Regions from separate parts of the Homo sapiens genome. Here region 1 is linked to region 2. Evidence: read pairs that join two places in POLR2A ChIA-PET (ENCODE). Cell type or tissue: PC-9. All regions are shown on one strand. Links, peaks and the distances in the headings refer to the core of each region. The heading gives the core; the rest is flanking DNA.

Region 1 (9,564 bases), core at 673-8,672, 170 kb after region 2:
GTGACATCTTCCATAGAGAATTTCCATGTAGCCACTGTATGGGATGGTGCTGGCAGTTTTATTCTGAACTATTGCCAAAGGCCATGTCGGGAATTAGCCTTCACAGCATAGAGGTAGAAATTAGTTCTTGATTCTTTTTCCGTCCTGATACACAATTAGTGATTCTGTATAGTCATTAAAGCAGCCCTAGTAAGGCACGAATACATTAATATTTAAAAAAAGATAGACAAGACTGAAGTAGTATATGGGAGCTAGAATGGTGGGGTTGCCCCTGTGACATTTCATAAAAAGGAGCTGAGAAAACTAGAGCCCCTCATTTAATTCATTATTTCCCCATTTGTTTCCATCTCTGTACCTCTGTGTGTGTGTCTCTCCTTTTCTCTTTCTGCTTGAGTTGTAACATTTCTCTCTGGGGCTGTTGCCCAGATTAAAGCCCTGGAGAAACATGTGACTGTGTATAGCCACTGTTTAGTACCTCTGACCCCGCAAGGTGGTACACCACATCTCTTTTCTGGCAACCCCCCAAAATGAGTATTTATAGGATTTCAGTGTCAAGCTCTTCTATTAAAACAACGTCTCTAACATTTAAATGCTTTATTTCCAGGATATCCAGCATGTTCTCAAAGATAAAAAAAAATTACATAACTTATACTGTTCTTTTTTCTGTCTAATTTTAATTGCTTAAGTAAAAACAAGAAACAATCTAAGTCATTCAAAGCTTTCAGACCAGCAGGATGTCTTGGGGAAAGCCTCTGAATGAAAAGGCCCAAATGTCCATTAGTAGGGGATGGATTAAATATACTTCAGGATACCTATGTAGTTATGAAATAGAGTGAGGAAGCTCTCTAACTCTACCTTGAGGAAGATCTCAAGAATATGACTGTCAGGTGAAAAAAGCAAGATGCAGAGAATGTGTAGAATATGCAGATACTTCTCTAAGAAAAGGGTGAAAATATGAATATATATTCACATTTGCTATTATTTGCATAAAGAATCTGAAGGATACGCAAATAACATGTAGAAAGTATTTCTGGTGAAAGAGGGGGTGGTGAGACTTTTCACAGTATAACTTTTTATAGTGTTTTAACTTTTGAATTAGGACTGTAGTACCTATTCAGAAATAAAAATATTTTTAAATGGCATTTTGCCTTGTTAGGTAAGGGGGCAACTAAATCTGATCTTGTTGAAGCCCACTATATGACCTCACCTGTCCTGTTTGAGCCTAGGTACACTTTGGGGTCAGGTCAGTTGCAGGCCAATATATTTTGAGGAAGAAGGGGATAATTGTATAAATAGAATCTGTATGATGACTTAAATTCTAACTACTTTGGTAGGAAATTGAAAAGATGAGTCTGTATTTAAATTATTATTATTATTATTATTTTAGCTTGTTGGGATTTCTTGGGTTTTTCATTTGTTTTTTGTTTTTTTCCAAAGTAATTGAAAACCTTAAAACATGCTCATGAGGCCAGTGTGGTGGCTCACGCCTGTAATCCCAAAACTTTGGGAGGCCGAGGCAGGCGGATCACTTGAGGTCAGGAGTTCGAGACCAGCCTGGCCAACATGTTGAACTCCCATCTCTACTAAAAATGCAAAAATTAGCCAAGTGTGGTGGCACATGCCTGTAATCCCAGCTACTTGGGAGGCTGAGGCAGGAGAATCACTTGAGCCTGGGAGGCAGAGGTTGCAGTGCGCCAAGGTCACACCACTGCACTCCAGCCTGGATGACAGAGTGAGACCCCTTCTTAAAAAACAAACAAACAAACAACAACAAAAAACCCACAAAAATTAGGTGTGGTGGTGGGCACCTGTAATCCCAGCTATTCGGGAGGCTGAAGCAGGAGAATCGCTTGAACCCGGGAGGCAGAGGTTGCAGTGAGCCAAGATCGTGCCACTGCACTCCAGCCTGGATGACAGAGCAGGACTCTGTCTTAAAAATCCCAGCTATTTGGGAGGCTGAGGCAGGAGAATCGCTTGAACCTGGGAGGCAGAGGTTGCAGTGAGCCGAGACCGCACCACCTATACTCCAGCCTTGGCGACAGAGCGAGACTCTGGCTCGAAAAAAAACAACAAAAAAACTATGCTCATGATTCACAGTAGGAATTTTTTGTTGATGCCATGGTGAACACAGTGAGAAAACAAATTCAAATGACGGGTTTAAGCCGGTTTTTATTATTTGCTGTAGTTTGTGTCCTGGAGAAAGTGTTATAGTCTGTGGTTTTATCTTTACAGGAGCAGGAAAATTCAGATTCGAAACATCCCTCCTCACCTGCAGTGGGAGGTAAGCCAGTGTCAATTTTTAATGGGTTGATGAGACATTTCTCCCTTCTTTAGTTCCATTTTACATTTAGGAATTAGAGGGCCTCAGTGTTTCCCACAAAGCTTCTGGGTCCTGCCTCTTTCTTTTCAGTACCCTAATGTATGTGATCTGTAATGAGTTTGGGGTCGTATTTGTTTCTTTCATAGAATGTGTACTTTGATCCCTCATGTTCTGTCTTTTCAAGTACCATGCTACCAAGCACCAGCAAATAAGCCAAGAAACAAAATATATACCTGGTTGTGATTTGTATCTCATGGTTTGTTGGTTTGTATGTTTGAGACAGTGTCTCACTTTGTCACCCAGGCTGGAGTGCAGTGGCCCAATCATGGCTCACTGCAGCCGGGTCCAGGGATCTTCCTACCTCATCTTCCCACCCCAGCCTCCTGAGTAGCTGGGACTCGATGCATGCCACCATGCCCGGCTAATTTTTGTATTTTTTTAGAGATGAGGTTTTGCTATGTTGTCCAGGCTGGCCTCGAACTCTTAGGTTCAAGCAATCCACCTGCCTTGTATCTCATGATTTTTAAAAAGATTTTTATCTTTCCAGATTATAATTTGGAAAAAAAAGTGAATGAAAAGGCAACAAAAGTAGAAAGGTCTTTGTTGGTTTTAGCAGAATTTTTTGTTTGTTTTGAATTAGTTGCTGTGACAGTTAAGGTATGTTTTCAGAGTTGTAAAGCTTATAAGATTTCTACCTTAAAATAAAGTAAGAATATGAGGAGTGGCCTTATTGTGATTTAAAAACAAACTGCCTCATATTTTATTCCCCACCCAAAGAAAACACCGTGCCTTAAAGGAAACAATGTTTTATCTAATGTTTTTATTACTTTAAAAAAAAAAAACACACGATTATTGCCTGGGCGTGATGGCTCACGCCTGTAAATCCCAGCACTTCGGAGGCCAAGGCAGGAGGATCACTTGAGGTCAGGAGTTTGAGACCAGCATGACCAACATGGTGAAACCACGTCTCTACTAAAAATACAAAAATTAGCCAGGCATGGTGACAGGCATCTGTAGTCCCAGCTACTCGGGAGGCTGAGGCAGGAGAGTGGCTGCACTGGAACCCAGGAGATGGAGGTTGCTGTGAGCCGAGATGGTGCCACTGCACTCCAGCATGGGTGACAGAGGGAGACTCCATCTCAAACAAAACAAAACAAAACAAAAAACCTGATTATTATGGAACATTTCAAACATACACATCCTATTACCTTGTAAAATGAAGAGATCCTTGTAAAAGAATTGTTAAATATTTCAAGAAAGTGGAGTGAGTCTTGTACTTTATTCTGCTTCTCATTGTAAGAGTAGTGTGTTCCAACCATCATGACGAATGTGATTGTTAACAGTTACTAAGAGTCTGAAATTCTGCTGTGTAACCTTAGTGAACAGATTAATTGGGAGCCAATAAGCCAATGTAGGTCCCATATATTTGTTCAGTTCTAACTGTTTTTATGGAAGACCTGAGATATCAATTTAATTAGATTATTCCTATAACCATCTTTTTTTTCCTTTAATTTGTTTGCTGGGGTATATCACTGTAGTATTTTTTGTACATATGATCTTGCCTTCCCATTCTGACATGGAAGCTTTCTCTTTTAGGTGTTGGATGGACTTTTGGCTCAATATGGGACAGTGGAGAATGTGGAACAAGGTAATAAGTGAGGAAGCCTTTTGGGTTTTGGAGAGAGATATTATCTGTTATTTCTTATAGGTTAGGTCAACTCCAGGGAGAAATAGTAAGTTCATATTTCTTTGAAATAAGCTTCCTAGAGTATATGTATTTACATCTATGTAAGATGTATCTTACATAGATGTGAGAGATATCTGTCTCTTTCTATGTATGTCTATGTAGTTTGCCTTTTCGAGGAATATTATTTACAAGCTGTTTCTCATATACTGTGCAGTGTGCTCAAGCACTGACAAACGCTGTCAGGCTAGGGTAAGCTTAATTCACTTAGGAGTAATTGGATTTACACGGTTGCTACTTTCCTTTCCCTGGATAAGAAAAACAGATCCCTAATGTCTTGGACTGAGTGTTACCCAATGAATAGGACTCCTATACCAATAATCCCTTGAAGTGCTTGTGAATTGCAGACTCCTAGGGCTTACTGTAGACCTGCTGAGTAAGAGTCTTGCAGGGAAGAGCTCGTGAATCTATATTTAAAAAAGCACCCGAGGCCAGGTGTGGTGGCTCATACCTGTAATCCCAGCACTTTGTGACGCCCAGGTGGGCAGATCACATGAGGCCAGGAGTTCAAGACCAGCCTGGCCAACATGGCAAAACCCCATCTCTACTAAAAATACAAAATTAGCCAGGTATGGTGACGCATGCCTGTAATCCCAGCTACTTGGAAGGCTGAGGCACGAGAATCGCTTGAGCCTGGGAGGTGGTTGCAGTGAACCGAGATTACACCACTGAACTCCAGCCTGGGTGACAGAGTGAGACTTTGTCTCAAAACAAACAAACAAAAACCCTGAAGTGATTTTTGTGTACACTCAAGTTTGAGAACACCTGTCTCAGGAGCAGTGCTGCAAATGCCCAGAAGATACTTTTCTTCCTGCCAACCTCTTTTTTATCTTCTAAAGCATGAAATACTATGATTTTTAAAAGGAAAACAGTGGTACCTAAAGCTGATATCTTATCTAGCTCTTTAAGAGTCCCAGAAAAGTAGATTCCAAACTCCTGATGTGACAGGCAATAATACATGATAAAGATTATTTTTGCCTTGACCTAGAAAACAGAATGTAAATTCAGTCATTTACTGACTGCGAACCCTTGAAAAAGTCAAATAACCTCACTGACTCAGTATGCACAAGTGTCAAATTGAGAGAGAAATTTCTACCCTTCCTCTGTCACTGGATAGTTGTGTTACCCAAAGAGAACCTGTATAAGGCATTTGTAGACAGCAGAGTCATACGTAAGCTGAAGGGATTGTTCAAGTTCACTTAGGAAAAATTGCAAACAACCCATTTTCTTGTATATGATCTATTCTGCTAGTTTAATTAATAGTTTTAAAGCAGTAATTATTCAGATATTATTCAGTTTATGCTGCTGCCTGCCCATGCCCAAAGGTGAAGGGAAAGAGCTCAGAAAGAAGACATGATTTATAAGGATTCTATTTCTTAGTTCTTATTTCCTTCGACATGGAAAGAAGACTCCCCCTGCTTTTTTTTTTGAGGCGGAGTCTCACTCTGTCGCCCAGGCTGGAGTGCAGGAGCATGATCTCTACTCCCTGCAACCTCCACCTCCCGGGTTCAAGCAATTCTTGTGCCTCAGCCTCCCTAGTAGCTGGGATTATAGGTGAGCGCCACCATGCCTGGCTAATTTTTGTAGTTTTAGTAGAGACAGGGTTTCACCGTGTTGGCCAGGCTGGCATCAAACTCCCGGCCTCAAGTGATCCACCCACCTTGGCCTCCCAGAGTGCTGGGATCACAGGTGTGAGCCACCGTGCCCGGCAGAAAAGAAGACATTCTAATGATTGGGTGTTGTAGGCAAGATGGTCTTGCAGACATGAACCTGTAAAAGTTACTAGTTAAGATTATATTATAAACTGAGGACAATGCTACGCAAGAAAAATATATTCCAGGTCCCTGGGGCAGTTTATAGGTCCTAGGGCAGCTGTGTGCTGGAGACCCCCCAGTTTCCAGCTGCCTAACAACAACAGGATAGAACTGTTGGGCTATTGTTTTGTCCTGTTACATGAGTGATTCCTGATTCAGCAGGAAAATATTTTCAGTAGAGTTTTAGGCAACTTTATAGAACTTTCATGCCCAGTGAAATAAATTATTTGAATGGAGCTTAGCTCGTCACAGAATCAAAGAACTGCCTGATTTCCTGAAGACTAACATCTTTGAAGAACAGAGCATATGACTAAGAAGTGAGCACAGAATCTGAGAATCCTAATGGATAGCTTTATTCAGGAGGTTCAAACCCAGCCCTTTCTGGGAGTCTACAGCCTTATCTGTAGCACTAGAAAGCAGCAAATATGAAACCTTTTTAGCATTCTCTGTGTCAGCACTGAGAGAGGACAGTAATGTGCTACACCTCCCCTGTTTTGCACTGTGAGGACTTCTGTGGGTTAAGTGTGAATTAAAGCGTGCTATGAACACTCCAGGCCAAGGCCAGAGCTGGGCTCGGGTTTATTACATGTAATTCTCAGTGGCAGCTCTTTCTGAGCATTACATACAACTCCCTGCAACCCATAAAGGCTGCAGCTGCTTTAAAGTTATTTAACAAACAGTATTTTTAACAGTAGTCCTTAAGCTTTTCGGGGTCTCAGGTCCCTTTGCAAATCTTGTAAAATAACAAGAAAAATTCACATTTCTACAAGTTTGAATCATTTTGGAGGGGTTTATAGAATTCTTGAAGCTCAAGCATGGGTCCAGTGTAAAGAATCGTATATTATAGAGTTTTATTATTACTTTGGACAGCAGGTTTATCATAATTTTCTTGAATTATCTTTAACTTAATGTTGTTGTTAACTCCAAACTCCCAACAGCTTAAATCTTTTAAAGGGAAGAATTGATCTAGTCACCTTTGTTTTGGGAAACATATATTTTTGGTGTTTAAGTTTACTGGCTTGGATTGAGAAAGTTTTCTCTGGCATTTGAATTTATTTTTAATTTCTAACTATAGAAGAAGAGGCAAGAAATTATGATCTAAGACAAGACAACTCACAAGAGTAATCCCTTATTAGCCAATCATAGAGTTTATACTTTCTCTTTTAGCCAAGTAATTAGAATTGTCAGTTTTATTTATTAGATTTAACCCACACAGTCAAAGAGTTCAGTCAAAGGGAAACAAAAATAGTGATGGTTCAACCTTGTCAGTGAATGAATAATTTAAATTAAAATATTTTCTTATTGTTTTATATGTATATCCAATTATTTAAGAATTAATGCAAATTATAATTAAAACTCATACCTTGATAGTGATGTAATAAATTGATACAAACTTCTAGGAGACCAGTCTGAAAATATGCATTAAAAAGCATCATGTTCTTTTACTGCATTACTTTTCTTCTGTGATTTTAGCCTAAAGAAGTAATTCAGAAGAACACACAATCCAGTGATGTTTGCAACAAAGGTGATTTTTAGCAACACTATTTAGACTAGCAAATAGTGGGAACAGCCTACTTACCAACAATTGGGGAATGGTTAGGCAAGTCATGGTACATTTGACTCACTGCAATTTTATATAGACATTAAAAATGAAAAATACAAAGAAAATGTACTGATACAAAATACTCATATAAAAGTGTTTATAAAATATGTGGAAAATATAGTTCTGAGTTGTTCATACGATTGATTACAAACGTGTTATATACAATTGATTACAAATTACTGTGAACTCAGATGAATAAACGTAGAGATGCAGATAACTGTGGAGCCAGTGTGATGAGGGTTTTATGCATTTTTCTCTAAAGTTTGTCTGTTTACATTAAGCCAGAGGGTGACAGCACTTTTTCCTATGACAGTGTAGTTTTTGCCTTTTCCCTAGTCAACACAGACACAGAAACCGCCGTTGTCAACGTCACATATGCAACAAGAGAAGAAGCAAAAATGTAAGCAGATTTGGGCTTATTTCTGTTTAAATTTATTTGTTTTTATATTTGAATTCCATTGAGTTCTGTGTTTTTAAATGTTTTCTAAAAAGATGCAGATCTTTGAGCTGGATATGTGCCACCTTTGACATACCCATGGAGCTCCACGGCATCTGAGCCACCTTTGACATATTGGTAGAGCTCCAGGGTGTTCCTGCCATCTTTGACATGTCAGTGGAGCTCCAGGACATTCACACCGGGATATTTGTGGATTGTGTAGAGACTTGAAAAATGTTGAGCCTTGGCATCAAAACCAAGATGGGAGCTGTGTCTTGACATGATCGGGAATAGAGGGCACCATACCTGTGACACTGTGTCTCCTAGACTCTGCTTTGCCAAACACTTGGGACCACTTTTACCTAGAGCTTCCTCCATGCACTGTGAAGAGGCAGCACAAGCCTATACCAAAACATCAATTTTGTGTGTGTAACATTAGGAGGGAATCCACCTCAGTGAGAGCAGCAGCCGAGAGAATTGTCTGAGAGTGGTTACTCAATAGCACCTGGTTTGGGTTCTTTTCTCCAATCCCCATCCTCTTTCCAGTGCCCATTCATTACTTCAGGGATGGTTAATTTTGAGCTTAGCTGTTAATGGACATGAGATCAAGTCTCTTAAAAAACAATGAGGCCAGGCATGGTGGCTCATGCCTGTAATCCCAGCATTTTGGGCAAGGCCGGAGGATTGCTTGAGCCCAGGAGTTTGAGACCAACCTGGACAACATAGGGAGACCCAGTCTCTACAAAAAAACAATTTAAAAATTAGCTGGGAATGGTGGCTTGCACCTGTAGTTCCAGCTACTTGGGAGGCTGAGGCAGGAGGATCACTTGAGCCCAGGATGGTAAGGCTGCAGTAAGCTGTGATTGCACCACTACCATCCAGCCTGGGCAACAGAGCAAGACCCTGCCTCTCAAAACAACAACAGCCGGATGTGGTGGCACATGCTTATAATCCCAGCTACTTGGGAGGGTGAGGATTACTTGAAGCCAGGAGTTTGAGACCAGCCTGGGCAAAATAATGAGACCCCCATCTTTAAAAGAACAACAAAAACAAGTTCCTTTTTTGTAGGAGGTCCTTAAAGTGCCTGTCAGGTCATTATAACTAGAATTATGGTCACATTTGGTCTTGCTTTATGGGTGTGGCATAACCTTGGCTATATATCCCAGGATTATAGTGTTCTTTTTCAACATACAAAGATATTTAACCCATTTTCATACTGCTAGTTTTCAAAATGTTAATTTTGCATTGAAAAAGATAATGGTTCAGGCCAGGCGTGGTGGCTCATGCCTGTAATCCCAGCCCTTTGGGAGGCCGAGGTGGGCAGATCACCTGAGGCTGGGAGATCGAGACCAGCCTGACCAACATGGAGAAACCCCATCTCTACTAAAAATACAAAATTAGCCAGGCGTGGTGGCGCATGCCTGTAATCCCAGCTACTCGGGAGGCTGAGGCAAGAGAATCACTTGAACTTGGGAGGCAGAGGTTGCAGTGAGCTGAGATCGCGCCATTGCACTCCAGCCTGGTCAATAAGGGCGAAACTCTGTCTCGAAAAAAATAAAAAAAAAGAAAAAGGTAATAGTTCATTTAGTGTTAACTTTACCTTGTACACATTTGTAAGTGGAGATACACCAACAACTCAACTCCACA
Region 2 (9,564 bases), core at 654-8,653:
TGGATGCAATTAACATTTAAACCAGTAGACCAAGTAAAGCAGATTGCCCTCCCTAAGAGGGGTGGGCCTCATCCAATCAATTGGAGGCCTGAAGAGAACAAATAGCCTAACCCTCCCCTGAGTAAGACAGAATCTCTCCTGCCTGACTGCCTTCCAACTGGAACACTGGCATTTTCCTGCCTTCTGGCTCAAACCAAGACACGAGCTCTTCCTGGGTCTTGAGTCTGCCAGCTTTCAAATTCAAACTACATCATCAGCTCTCCTGGGTCTCCAGCTTGCTAACCCACAGCAGGTCTTAGAAATTGTCAGCCTCCATAATCATGTGACCCAATTCCTTTTATTAAATCTCTCTCTCCCTCTCTCTATATATATCTATATATGTATATATAGAGAATATATATGTATATATGCATATATATTCTGATTTCCTGTTTGTTTCTCTTGAGAACCCTATTATAGACAGGTAGGTTGTTTTTTACAGTTTTTTCCAATTATGGCTAGAACTGCACATAAAGTTTGTTTTTTGTTTTTTTTTTTTTATGAGACAGGGTCTTGGTCTGTTGCCCAGGCTGGAATGCAGTGGGGCAATCATAGCATCATAGCTCACTACAACCTTGAACTCCTGGCCTCAAGTGATCCTGCCGTCTCAGCCTCCTCAGTAGCTGGAACTACAGGTGAGCACCACTGCACCTGGCTAATTTTTTTTTTCTTTTTTTTTTTGAGACAGAGTCTTGCTCTGTCCCCCAGGCTGGGGTACAGTGGTGCAATCTCGGCTCACTGCAACCTCAGCCTCCCGGGTTTAAGCGATTCTTCTGCCTCAGCTTCCTGAGCAGCTGGGACTACAGGCATGCACCACCATGCCTGGCTAGTTTTTGTATTTTAGTACAGACAGGGTTTCACCATGTTGGCCAGGCTGGTCTCGAACTCCTGACCTTGTTATCTGCCCGCCTCAGCCTCCCAAAGTGCTGGAATTACAGGTGTGAGCCATTGCGCCCGGCTGCACATGGCTAATTTTTAAATATTTTATACAGATGGGGTCTCACTTTGTTGTCTATGCTGGTGCACATAACGTCTGTATTTATTTATTTATTTATTTATTTATTTTTGAGGCAAAGTCTCGCTCTGTTGCCCACACTGGAGTGCAGTGGCACAATCTTGGCTCACCACAACCTCCGACTCCCGGGTTCAAGCGATTCTTCTGCCTCAGCTTCCCGAGTAGCTGGGATTACAAGCACGCACCACTATGCCCAGCTAATTTTTTGTATTTTTAGTAGAGACAGGATTTCACCGTGTTGACCAGGCTGGTCTTGAACTACTGACCTCAGGTGATCCACCCGCCTCGGCCTCCCAAAATACTGAGATTATAGGCATGAGCCACTGCACCTGGCCTATTTATTTTTTGGGATGGAGTCTCTCTCTGTTGCTTAGGCTGGAGTGCAGTGATCTCAGCTCACTGCAACCTCTACTTCCCAGGTTCAAGTGATTCTCTTGCCTCAGCCACCTGAGTAGCTGGGACTATAGGGGTGTGCTACCATGTCTTGCTAATTTTTGTATTTTTAGTAGAGATGGGGTTTCACCATGTTGGCCAAGCTGTTCTCGAACTCCTGACCTCAAGTGATCCACCTGCCTCGGCCTCCCAAACTTCTGGGACTACAAGTGTGAGCCACCACACCTGGCCAGGTCTTTATGTCTATAACTTATTCTTTTTGTCTTTAATTTTCTTTATTTTATTTTATTTTTTTGAGACGGAGTCTCACTCTGTCTCCCAGCCTGGAGGGCCATCGTGCAATCTTGGCTCACTGCAACCTCCACTTCCTGGGTTCAAGCAATTCTCCTGCCTCAGCCTCCCGAGTAGCTGGGATTACAGGCACCCATCACCACGCCCAGCTAATTTTTGTATTTTTAGTAGAGATGGGGGTTTTACCACGTTGGCCAGGCTAGCCTCGAACTCCAGACATCAAGTGATCTGCCTGCCTTGGCCTCCCAAAGTGCTAGGATTACAAGTGTGAGCCACCGCGCCTGGCCAATTTTCTTTATTTTAAATGAGCAGTACTTGAATATTATATCAATTAAAAAGATGTTCCTGCCACCATGAAACCCACTGTTACACATTTTCTTGTATGTCTTTCAAGCAGACTGTGCCCATATATCACACAAATGGCAGCATAGTTTCCACACTGTTCTATGCTTTTCCATTCAATGATATACCTTGGCATTCTTTTCTTTTTTTATTAAGGCTCTTTTCCCCTAGTTTTATTGAGGTATAATTTATAAATAAAAATTGTACATATTTAAGGTATATAATATGTGTTTTATAAAAATATGAAACCGCATTTTATTTAAAATATTACTAGATTTCTTAAAGATGTAAATAATTGAAGTAAACTTAGTTTATATTACTTGTATAAATTTGTTCACATTTTATCCTCAATCTTGAAAAGATTTTAGCTAGGTAAGCATTTTCAAATCGACAGATACTTTAACTCAGAACTTTGCGTTAGATTCTTATTTTTTATTTTAAATTAAGAAGGTACACGTGCTGGTTTGCTACAAGGGTATATTGCATCATGCTAAGGTTTGGGCTTCTATTGCCCCTGTTACCCAGATGGTGAACATGGTGCCCAATAGTACCCAAAAGCAAGTTTTTCAGCCATTATCTCCCTTCTTCCCTCCCTGCTTTTGGAGTCCCCAGTACCTATTGTTTCCATCTTTATGTCTGTGTGTACTTAAGGTTTAGCTCCCACTTATAAGCGAGAAAATGTGATATTTGGTTTTCTCTTTGTTAATTTGCTTAGGATAATGGCCTCCACCTGCATCCATGTTGCTGCAAAGGACATGATTTCATTCTATTTTATGGCTGCATAGTATTCCATGGTGTGTATGTACCACATTTAAAAAAAAATCCAATCCACTGGGCCCAGGCATGTTGACTCAAGCCTGTAATCCCAGCACTTTGGGAGGCCGAGGCAGGTGGATCACCTGAGGTTAGGAGTTCGAGACCAGCCTGGCCAACATGGTGAAACCCCATCCTTACTAAAAATACAAAAATTAGCAGGGCACGGTGGCATGTGTCTGTAATCCCAGCTACTTAGGAGGCTGAGGCAGAAGAATCGCTTGAACCCAGGAGGCAGAGGTTGCAGTGAGCCGAGATCGCGCCACTGCACTCCAGACTGGGCTACAAGAGCAAAACTCCATCTCAAAAAAAAAAAAAATAAATAAAAATAAATCCAATCCACTGTTGATGGGCACCTAGGTTGATTCCATGTCTCTGCTATAGTGAACATGCTGCAATAAACATACAAGTGCATGTGTTTTTTCATAGGACGATTTATTTACTTATTTGTTGAGATGGAGTTTTGCTCTTTTTGCCCAGGCTGGAGTGCAATGGTGTGATCTCGGCTCACTGCAACCTCTGTCTCCTGGGTTCAAGGGATTCTCCTGCCTCAGCCTCCCAAGTAGCTGGGACTGCAGGTGCCCACCACCGAGCCCGGCTAATTTTATATTTTTAGTAGAGACAGGGTTTCACCATGTTGGCCAGGCTGGTCTCAAATTCCTGACCTCAGGTGATCTGCCCACCTTGGCCTCCCAAAGTGCTGGGATTACAGGCATGAGCCACCACGCCCAGCCTGGACGATTTATTTTCCTTTGTGTATATACCCAGTAATGGAATTGCTGGGTTAAATGGTAGTTCTGTTTTAGTTCTTTGAAAATCTCCAAACTGTTTTCCGCAGTGGCTGAATTAATTTACATTCCCAACAACAATGTATAAGCATTCCCTTTTCTCTGCAGCCTCACCAACATCTGTTGTTTTCTGACTTTTTAATAATAGCCCTTCTGACTGGTGTGAGATGGTATCTTGTTGTGATTTTGATTTGTGTTTCTCTGATTATTAGTGATTTTAAACATTTTTATTTTTTGTTTTTATTTTTGAGAGAGAGAGTCTCGCTCTGCTGCCCATGCTGGAGTGCAGTGGCATGATCTTGGCTCACTGCAACCTCTGCCTCTTGGGTTCAAGTGGTTCCCCTGCCTCAGCCTCCCGAGTAGCTGAGATTACAGGTACCTGCCACCTCATCCGGTTAATTTTTGTATTTTAGTAGAGATGGGATTTCACCATATTGGTCAGGCTGGTCTCAAACTCCTAACCTCAAATGATCCTCCAGCCTTGGCCTCCCAAAGCTCTGAGATTACAGGTGTGAGCCACCATGCCTGGCCTGAACATTTTTAAATATGTTTGTTGTCCACTTGTATGTCTTCTTTTTGTTGTAGTTGTTGTTGCTCAGGTGATTCTCTCATCTCAGCCTACCTAGTAGCTGGGACTACAGGGGTGTGCCACAACCACTAGCTAATTATTTGTATTTTTACAGGGTTTTGCCACGTTGCCCAGGCTGGTCTCCAACTCCTGAGCTCAAGCAATCCTCCTGCCATGGTCTCTCAGAGTGCCAAAATTACCAGTGTGGGCCACCATGCCCGGGCTGTATGCCTCCTTTTGAGTGTCTGTTCATGTCCTTTGCCCACTTTTTAATTTATTTTTTATTTTTTGAGACAAAGTCTCGATCTGTCACCCAAGCTGGAGGGCAGTGGCATGATCTCGGCTCACTGCAACCTCCACCTCCTGGGTTCAAATGATTCTCCTGTCTCAGCCTCCAAAGTAGCTGAGATTACAGGCGCCCATCATCATACCTGGCTATTTTTTGTATTTTTAGTAGGGATGGGGTTTCACCATGTTGGTCAGGCTGGTCTTGAACTCCTGACCTCAAGTGATCTGCCCACCTCGACCTCCCAAAGTGCTGGGATTACAGGCATGAGCCACCACACCTGGCCATTTGCCCACTTTTTAATGAGTTTTTTTTTTTTTTTTTGCTTGTTAAGTTCCTTATAGATTCTGCATATCAGACTTTTGTTGAATGCATAGTTAGCAAATATTCCCTCCCATTTTGTAGGTTGTCTGTTTTACTCTGTTGATGGGTTTTTTGCTGTGCAGAATCTCATTAGTTTAATTAGATCCCACTTGTCAATTTTTATTTTTATTGCAATTGCTTTTGAGGACTTAGCCTTAAATTATTTGCTTAGGCCAATGTCCAAAAGGGTATTTTCTAGGTTTTCTTCTAGGATTTTTATAGTTTGAGGTCTCACATTTAAATCTTTAACCCATCTTGAATTAATTTTTGTATATGGTAAGAGGAAAAAGTCCAATTTTACTCTTCTGCATATGCTCAGCCAGTTTTCTCAGCACTATTTATTGAATAAGGAGTCCTTTCTCCATTGCTTATTTTTGTTGACTTTGTCCAAGATTAGTTGGTTGTAGGTGTGTATTTTTTGTTTTGTTTTTTTGTTTTTTTTTTTGTTTTTTTTAATGGAGTTTTGCTCCGTCACTCAGGCTGGAGTACAGTGGCATGATCTCGGCTCACTGCAACCTCCACCTCCTAGGTTAAAATGATTCTCCTGCCTTAGCCTCTTGAGTAGCTGGGATTACAGGCATCCACCACCACCATGCCTGGCTAATTTTTGAATTTTTAGTAGAGATGGGGTTTTAGCATGTTGGCCAGGATGGTCTTGAACTCCTGACCTCAGGTGATACACCCACCTTGGCCTCCCAAAGTGCTGGGATTACAGGCGTGAGCCACCTTGCCCGGCCCCCTTAGCCACTTTTATGACAGGTTTTCCTCACTTCCTTCAGCTTCTCTCACTACTATATTTTGTGGCAACTTTCAACATTCCAGTATAGGGATTCTTCCCGAGGTGGACTAATCAATATCTTCCTTCTCTACTCATTCACTTAGTCACTTTTTAGCCACTTGACAAATGTTTACTGAGTATTTACTATGTGCTGAGCTCTATGCCAAGCCACAGCATAGAATGCTCAGCAAAATAGGCCATATCCCTGCCTTCCTAAAGCTCAGTCTAGGGAAACAGAGGCACTGAACCAGAAATTTCAGAGTGGTCAGATGAGTGAAGTAAAGGAGGATGTTTGGGGTGCAATACACCACACAGGAGGAAGAAGCTGGCCCAGGAAGGCGTCCTGAAGAAAGTGTCACCTAAGTTAAGACCTGGAGAATGAGGAAGGAATTAGACAGGTGAAAGGACTCTGGAAAGTTTCTCTGGCAGGAGATGACAGGAGATAGTGGAGAGAAGAAGAGAAAGCTTAATATGAAGAAAGCTTAGTGGACTAGAGAGATGAGGCTGGCAAAGTTGGCCAAGTCAGGCCATGGAGGCCTCATGGATTTTTGTCCTGGAGCCAAAGGAAAACCACTGCTTTCTGTTAATTACTTCAGTTTGGTGTTTTTTTCCATCCTTTTCTATCTTTTGGATTATTTGAATATTTTATATATTGACTTTTTCACTATATTTCCTGCATCATTTAGTGCTTGTTCTAGGGATCACAGTATGCGTGTTTAAATTTTCACAGCCTAATTTAGAATTTATATTGTATCATTTTATTTTATTATTATTATTTTGAGACAGAGTCTTGCTCTGTTACCCAGGCTGGAGTGCAGTGGCGTGATCTCAGCTCACTGCAATCTGCCTCCCAGATGGAGTGGTTCTCCTGCCTCCACCTCTTGAGTAGCTGGGACTACAGGAGCACACCATCACACCCGGCTGATTTTTGTATTTTTAGTAGAGATGGGGTTTCACCATGTTGGCCAGGCTGGTCTCAAATTCCTGACCTCAGGTGATCTGCCCACCTCGGCCTCCCAAAGTGCCGGGATTACAGTCGTGAGCTACCGCACCTGGCCATATATTGTATCATGTTATATAAAAGGTAGAGTTGAGCATGGTGGGACACACCTGTAATCCCAGCTCATCAAGAGGCTGAGCAGGAGGATGGCTTGAGGCCAGGAGTTCAAGGCTGAAGTGAGATAAGATCGCATTACTGCATTCCAGCCTGGGCAACAGAGCAAGGTCCTGTCTAAATAAATAAATAAATGGCAGAACCTTGAAACCTCATTAGTCTGCCCACCCCCACCATTCCTTTATGCAACACTTGTCATATATATTACTTCCATATACATTAGAAATCCTACAAGGACCTCTTACAATTTTTACTTTAAACAGTCCTTTTTAAATAAATTAAGAGGAAAAAGTATTTTATATTTACCCACATATTTGCCATTTTTTATGTTCTCCATTTCTTCCTGAAAATTATCTTCATTTTAGCATCAATTGCCTTCAGCCTGCAGAATTTCCTTTAGTATTTTTTTTAAGAGAGACTCAGGCTGGGTGTTGTGGCTCATGCCTGTAATCCCAGCACTTTGGGAGGCTGAGGTGGGTGGGTCACTTGAGGCCAGGAGTTCAAGACCAGCCTGGCTAACATGGTGAAACCCCGTCTCTACTAAAAAATACAAAAAATTATCCAGGTGTGGTGGTGGGTGCCATAATTCCAGCTACCCAGGAGGCTGAGCCAGGAGACTCACTTGAACCTGGGAGGTGGAGGTTGCAGCTAGCTGAGATTGCACCACTGAACTCCAGCCTGGACCACAGAATGATACCCTGTTTCAAAAAAAAAAAAAAGACAGATTCTCACTCTGCCACCCAGGCTGGACTGCAGTGGCATGATCATGGCTCACTGCAGCCTCAACTTCCTGGGCTGGAGTGATTCTCCCACCTCAGCTTCCTAAGTAACTGGGACTACATGAGGAGCATGCCACCACACCTGACTAATTTTTTGTATTTTTTTGTAGAGATGAGGTTTCACCATTTTGCCCAGGCTGGTCTCGAACTCCTGGGTTCAAGCAATCCACCTGCCTCAGCCTCCCAAAGTGTTGAGATTACTGGGATGGGCCCCTTTAGTGTTTCTTTTTCTTTTTGAGACAGAGTCTCGCTGTGTCACCCAGGCTAGAGTGCAGTGGTGCGATCGCAGCTCACTGCAACCTCCACCTCCCGGGTTCAAGTGAACTTGTCCCAGGTCCTGAGTAGCTGGGATTACAGACATGAGCCACCACACCCAGGCAATTTTTGTATTTTGAGTACAGACAGGGTTTCACCATGTTGGTCAGGCTGGTCTCGAACTTCTGATTTCGTGATCTGCCTGCCTCGGCCTCTCAAAGTGTAGTGTTTCTTATAGTATAGTCTTGTTAATAAACAAATTACCTTAGCTTTTTTTTTTTTTAATCTGAAAAGGTAATTCTTTCACTTTTATTGTTGAAATATATTTTTTGCTGAATATGTAATTCTGGGTTGATGATTTATTTTTCAGAATTTAAAACATATTGTTTTACTGTCTCCATAAAATTTCTACTAAAAGTAATTAGTCACTTAAATCATTGTTCCCCTGTATGTAATGTTTTCATGATTTTCCCTTTATCTTTTTTCAGAATTTTGACTGTGCTGCTTCTAAGCATAATTTTCTTTAGAGTTTCTGGCTTGGATTTCACTGACTTTCTTTAATCTGTAAATTTATAATTTTCACTAAATAAAAAAAAATTGGCTGTTTTCTAAAATTTTCTCTTTGCTTCATTCTGTCTTTCCTTTGATAATAGATATATTGGACATTTTATATTGTCCCACAAGTCTCTGGGGCTCTGTTTATTTTTTCAATATTTTTCATTTGTTATTCAGATTGGATTTTTTCAAGCTTCCTGGGTTGTTCCTCTGTCATCTATATTCTCCTGTTAAAATCATCCAGTGAGATTTTAATTTCAGAAATTGTATATTTCAGTTCTAAAATTTCTATTTGGTTATTTGATATGGTCCCTATTTACCCCCTAAGGTTCCCTATCTTTTCATTTATTGTGAGCATATTTTCCTTTACTTCTTTGAACATAGTTATAATAGCTGTTAAATCCCTATCTACTAATTTTAAGTTTTGAGTGTTCTCACCATTGGTCTCTGTTGATGTCATATTTTCCTGAGTCTTCAGACTGTATCCTAGACCTTGTCAATGCTATCTTGTAGAGATTCTGAATTATTTTATATTCTCTAAAGAACATGGGTAATTTAAAAACAGAGAACTAATTTGAGTTGAACTTAAACTGTAAACTCCATATCTTTGATGGCAGCTCAAATTCTCTTGTTCTTAGCTCACATCTGTCTCATGCCTATGTGGTTCAGGGGTCGAACAGAAATTTGGACAGACTTTATATACAAAATTTATTACCCTTCCAATATGAGTCTTTTCTTTCTGGGATTCTACCTTCCCCTCACCAGCACCAGAGGATTCCCTGAATTTTGTCTGGTGGTTTTTCAGCAAGTGTTTTGTCTGTTGTAGTCACTACATGCAGTGCTGACTATGGTCTGACTTCAGGAAAAAAGCTCTATAAATGGATAATTTACCCTGTGATGTTCCTTTTTTTTTTTTTTTCCTTGAGTGTTGACTCCTCTCCAGAATCTGCCTGCTTTTGTTTATTCTAAAATGCCTTCAAAGTTTTGTGTTGTATTTTGTCTGGAGTTTTACAGTAATCTGTGCAAGAACTGTGTCTGCTAGGAGCCACTTAGCCATACATTCTGTAGTTTATTCTTGTTTTGAATCATATGCTTGGAATAAATATCCAGGGTTTGGATTTATTTTAAAATGTATAAAATTTTATGTCTCATGGTATGCTTGCTCATAGCTATTTCTTATTAAAT

Evidence for each region. ChIA-PET counts read pairs that join two places held together with the same protein. Peaks named below come from ENCODE experiments on the same cell type or tissue, not always from the same donor. Only the 100,000 strongest peaks of a DNase experiment are listed, where the experiment ranks them.
Region 1: POLR2A ChIA-PET joins it to region 2 with 7 read pairs; 5 of 35 experiments call an interaction of 5 or more read pairs at or near these places.

Annotation. Positions count from the first base shown.
Region 1 is chr3:185,691,016-185,700,579 of GRCh38, reverse strand. IGF2BP2 (insulin like growth factor 2 mRNA binding protein 2) reads left to right here. Exons shown (of 16, transcript NM_006548.6): 3 at 2,233-2,281; 4 at 3,917-3,968; 5 at 7,818-7,881. Among named protein-coding and RNA genes, the nearest start is that of IGF2BP2-AS1, 17 kb to the left of the region's middle. In PC-9, for the core only: no CTCF peak of the experiment used is centred there; no DNase peak of the experiment used is centred there; H3K27ac peaks cover 648 bases.
Region 2 is chr3:185,856,008-185,865,571 of GRCh38, reverse strand. No RefSeq gene overlaps it. Among named protein-coding and RNA genes, the nearest start is that of IGF2BP2, 36 kb to the right of the region's middle. In PC-9, for the core only: no CTCF peak of the experiment used is centred there; a DNase peak (open chromatin) is centred at 6,861.